Regions from separate parts of the Homo sapiens genome. Here region 2 is linked to region 1. The links are chromatin loops, found by intact Hi-C in ENCODE. Cell type or tissue: endothelial cell of umbilical vein. All regions are shown on one strand.

Evidence for each region. Hi-C counts contacts between places; a loop is a spot of excess contacts. Peaks named below come from ENCODE experiments on the same cell type or tissue, not always from the same donor. Only the 100,000 strongest peaks of a DNase experiment are listed, where the experiment ranks them.
Region 2: it touches region 1 in a loop (10-fold over the local background); 2 of 110 quality-filtered maps call a loop at or near these places.

What each region holds. Positions count from the first base shown.
Region 1 is chr6:90,367,930-90,370,429 of GRCh38, forward strand. No RefSeq gene overlaps it. Among named protein-coding and RNA genes, the nearest start is that of MIR4464, 56 kb to the left of the region's middle. RefSeq lists an enhancer at 938-2,137. In endothelial cell of umbilical vein, no CTCF peak of the experiment used is centred here; a DNase peak (open chromatin) is centred at 1,322; H3K27ac peaks cover 1,894 bases.
Region 2 is chr6:90,008,025-90,010,524 of GRCh38, forward strand. It overlaps BACH2 (BACH transcriptional regulator 2), which reads right to left. Exons shown (of 9, transcript NM_021813.4): 6 at 578-832. The coding sequence starts at 820. Among named protein-coding and RNA genes, the nearest start is that of GJA10, 110 kb to the left of the region's middle. In endothelial cell of umbilical vein, no CTCF peak of the experiment used is centred here; DNase peaks (open chromatin) are centred at 1,097 and 1,277; H3K27ac peaks cover 2,020 bases.

The DNA.
Region 1 (2,500 bases):
TATTTGTGTTCTGTTGTGACATAACTTCTAAGAAGGGATTTGTATAAAATGTGTACAACACGTTATGGTTTATTAACTTTCTTTCACTGGCCTTGTTTAATTTTACTCTCACCTTATCTTTTTAGGGTTGGTGACATTATTCTGATTTTGCAGATGAGGAAACAGAAGCACAGAGACGTTTTGTGGCTTGCTTTGCTGTCCTTAGGCAGAGAGGAGTCTGATGGAGAGTTAACTATAGTATTCTCCGTGGCAGATGGCTGTGCCTCCTGTCCAGGGCAATTTGCCTTAGCAGGCTGGAGAACAAAGAGCACTGAGCCAAGAGTCCTTGGCCCCACCACCTTCCATATAACCTGAGGACTTCTGTTTCCTCAATATGGTTCTTGGGGTCGTTTTTAGGATGAATTGGGTTTTGTGAGAATTGTGTATTGCCATGCAAATATATGTTATGAATAATACCTTTGAACAGTCATTCTTCAGCTTATGGAAGCCTATCCATTTAAGGTAGAAACTTAAGATGTATCTTTCTCCTCCCTGTATTTGGTAAAGTTAGGAGCTAGGGCAGCATAGTTGAAATGAATTAAAAGAACTTTTTTTTCCATTTTTCTAATTTCTATTTCCATAATATAAGTACCCATTCATGGAAAAATAAAAATTAGGTAAGTGATAGAAATTACAAAGAAAGTTACAAATATTCAAAATGCTTCAGTCTACCAACCTTGAAGAATAAAATATTTTCCTATTCAAGAACAAAGAATCTTGTGGTTATGTTGATAGAGAAAATATCTTTAAGCCACACTTTTTAAAAGTCATGCAAAAATAAGCTCTGAGGTTTATTTGTTTTAGTGGGCTGTGCTCCACTGGCATCCTTCCTGGGAACATCATTCTTCTTTCCTTTTGTTTTCCCCTGAATTTTTGAGCATAGGTTTACAGTTTGAAGGGGGAAAAATATTTTCAGCTTACATTTACTGTTTTTTTTTTTTCAGTAATAAGACCACATAAGGTTGAGATCCAGGTATGAGAAAGCTTAATAAAACTTAATGTCTTGGTTCTTGATGACCAGCCAGTGCACATGCCACTAAGTAAGTGAGATTCATCCTCTAAGGATTCACAGTGAATCTTTAACCCTGCCCTTGAGAAAGTATTAAAGAAGATCCAGAGACGGGAGCAAAACAAAATACACAACCAGAGACACTGTGTGCTGTCAGCAGCAGGCATGTACTGGTCAAGGAATTAGATGACTCAAGGTGGTGACTCATTCAGCAACTATGTAGTGTTTGCGGTTGAAGAGAAACCTTGGCCAGAGAATGACTAAAATCTATTGGCAGCGTCTTTAAAAGAATCATGACTGGGCCTACACCAGCGAATACGCAAGTGTGCTTTTTTTCTTCGTCTTTTACTAATTCAAGACTGAGAGTAAGAAAACACCATCCTTGTTGACGCCCACTATTACAGCATGCTCTCCAGGGCATTCCCAGCAACTACGCTCAGTGAGACTGAGTCCAGATACTTATCTCTGTGTTTGGACGTGGTCATATGTGTGCATGTTTGTAGTTAGTAGGATGAACAAGTCAGACTTATACAAATTGTTAGAGGCACTTGTTCTTGATAATTAAAAAAAAAAAGCCAAGAGAAAGTTTCCAAATTTAGTTATTGTATTAGTTTCCTGGGGGCTGCCATAACAAAATACTACAAACTGAATGGCTTAAACAACAGAAATGTATTCCCTGGCAGTTCTGGAGGCTGGAAGTCTGAGATCCAGGCGTCAGCAGCGTTGGTTCCTTCTGAGGTCTGTGAGAAAGAATTCGTTCTGTGCCTCCCCCTGAGCTTCTTGGTGGTTTGCTGGAGGTCCTTGGCATTCCTTGGCTTGTAGAAGCACCGTTGTGTTCTTTATCTTCACCTCCACATGGCGTTCTCCCTGTGTGTCTCTGTCTCCAAATTTCCTCCTTTTAGAAGAAACCAGTCACATTGGATGAGGGGCCCACTCTGCTCCAGTATGGCCTCATGTTAACTAATTGTACCTGCAATGCTCCTATTTCCAAATAAGGTCACATTTCTGAGGTCCTGGCAGTTAGGACTCCAACATAAGAATGGACAGGAGGGGGACAGAATTCAACCCATCGCCTTCTCCATATCAGCCAGAGCTAATTTATTACAAAACTAGTGGATCCATTTGAAATTTTGTGCTAATCAATGTTAGTCTCTTTTTTAAGTCCAGAAGAAAATTTCAGTTTTAAAAAAGTTTGAATATATTTCATATTAGAAGGAGTAACTATTTAAAAATAATAGAGACTCACTAGCCTAAAACAAAGTAGTTAACCAAACAATTTATTAATCATCTGGGTATAATGCCATGTAAATACATTTGCATTTATGAATGCAAATGCCACACAAGCATGCCATCATTAACAGTGCAAAACATGAAATTTTAACAAAATTGTTGGACTAGAAGGTAAATTTGGTATCTAAAATTTTAAGACTCAGTTTAGCTTTTGAGGTTGCT
Region 2 (2,500 bases), 360 kb before region 1:
TCCAGCTACTAGTGTTCCCAAAGTGCCAAAATAACCGTATTCACTGATGTGATTAAGAAACCTGAGTGGGCTGTTTTCAACAACGGTGAGAAAAGCAAGTTTACACTTCTTAGAATCTTACTGAATTAATGGTGAAAATTACTAGTTGCTTTTATTTTTCCCCCAAGCAAAGAAGGTGCTGTGAATGCTTTCGATCTTTTACTCTCAAGGGAAATCTAGTGATCCTTACACCATCTGAAAGACAGAAATCATAGCAATGATTCAGATCCCACATCTAGGACTGTGCCAAACTTAGGCTGAACCACTCAAAACCTGAAGGGTAAGTGAACTAGAAACTACAAGTGACTGAGCCACAGGTGAGGTTCAGTTCCCTTCAAGAAAGATATTCACATTCTGTGCCTCTGAGACTTTAAGTGTATCAAATAGAAACTGACTATGCCACAGACCTAACATGTGACTTGGACATCAACTCCTGAGTGGGGACATGGCACCTAGTACATCTTCTAGCTCCTAGTCAGCCAGTTTTCTGTAAGTCAATAAACATTCATTAACAATCACACAAACCAAATTACTGTACCTCCTCAGGCAAGCTGACCACCAAATCATTTTTTGTCTGTCCAACCAGCGCCTGCCAAAAATATTCACTGCATGCGGCCAGCACAGCCCGGTGGGCCCGGAACTCCTTCCTCTCCACGATCAAAGTCACGTCACAGAGAATATCCTTTTTCCGCTGGTCATTGAGGCCCAGGAGGATGTTGGTGCAGTGGACTGTGGACTCATACACATACATGGGGGAGTCAGGCTTCTCATCCACAGACATGCCGTTCACACCCTGAAAGAAAGAAAGAAACAAAGAAAGAAAGAAAGAAAGGCTGAGTCACCACAGCTGTAGGATCAGAGAGAGGAGGTGAGAAAGAACATCATGGTTCCTGTGTCCCACTGCCATGAGCATGGCAGGAAGGAGGGGAATTACCAATCAGCATATTTGTGCTTACTCTGTACAATGAGCTCAGGAAACATATCTGTAAAGTCAAGTTCCACAGCTGACTTTTATGCTTCCTACTTACCGCATTCTTTTACCCCATGGTAACAAAGCCAGATCTTTTAATAGAACATTTAAAACATTTAAAACACATTGGTATTTTAAAACTTGGTGGTTCTGATTTTGTTAGTAGGCTGAAAAAGAAATTTCACATGTAAATAGCCTCTATGCAAGGACTAACTTAGATTTGTGTGAAGAGGAAATGAATCATTTTGAAGTATTTGTAATGTTGTCTTGATGAAGTATATGTAAGTTCCTAAGGTGAAATTTGGCTGAGATGCCAAGTAGAGTAAACATCAAATCACAATACATATTTAACAAGTGAACCAAACTGTCTGCACACTGAAGACTCAGTAGAGTCAGCTATTGCATCTGCCCTCTGCCACTTCAAGGCAAAGCACAATTGCCATAATGCAATAGTTGCTCAGCTCTTAGAAAGATGTGGAATTGTGCTGTCGTTATCCCAGCTGAATTGATGTACATCCCCTTTAAGGAAACACAATATATCACAATAGCAGTCATGAAAAAAGATGCATTCAACAGTCAAGATTACTTTTACAAAAGGTTCTTTGCTTTAAAAAATATCCATTGAAATATTTCTTTTTCTTTTTTTTGAGAGGGAGTTTTGTTCTTGTCGCCCAGGCTGAAGTGCAATGGTGCGATTCTCAGCTCACTGCAACCTCCACCTCCTGGGTTCAAGTGATTCTCCTGCCTCCGCTTCCCAAGTAGCTGGGATTACAGGCATGTGCCACCGTGCCTAACTAATTTTTGTATTTTTAGTACAGACGGGATTTCACCATCTTGGCCAGGCTGGTTTTGAACTCCTGACCTCAGGTGATCCACCCGCCTCGGCCTCCCAAAGTGCTGGGATTACAGGCGTGAGCCACTGTGCCTGGCCCCGCTGAGGTATTTTAAAATACAGTATCTGTAATTAATTTATATAGTTACATAGTTTTTCTGTAATGTTTGCTAGAGTAGTAAGAATTCCAGTAGCGAGTCCTACTTTCTTTTTGGCTTTCTTATTTTTTTAAAACAGCTTTAACATACAATAAACTGTACATATTTATAGTGAGCAATTTGATGTTTTGATTGTGTATGTAACTGTGAAACCATCATCACAATAAAGATAGTAAACAAATCCATCATCACCAAAAGTCTCCTTAAGGCCCTTGTAATAATTTTTCCCTTGTACCTCTCTGTACCCCACCGCTACAACGACTGATCAGCTTTCTGACATTCTATATTAGCTTGCATTTTCTAGAGTTTCATATAAATGGAATCATAAACTACATATTCTTTTATATCTGGCTTCTTCTATTCAGCATAATTATTTCACCATTCATCCATGTTGCTGCATATATCAAGTTTGTTCCTTTATTACTTAGCATCCTATTGTATAAATATAGCGTAACTTTTTTTTTATCCATTCATCTATTAGTGGATATTTGGGTTGTTTCC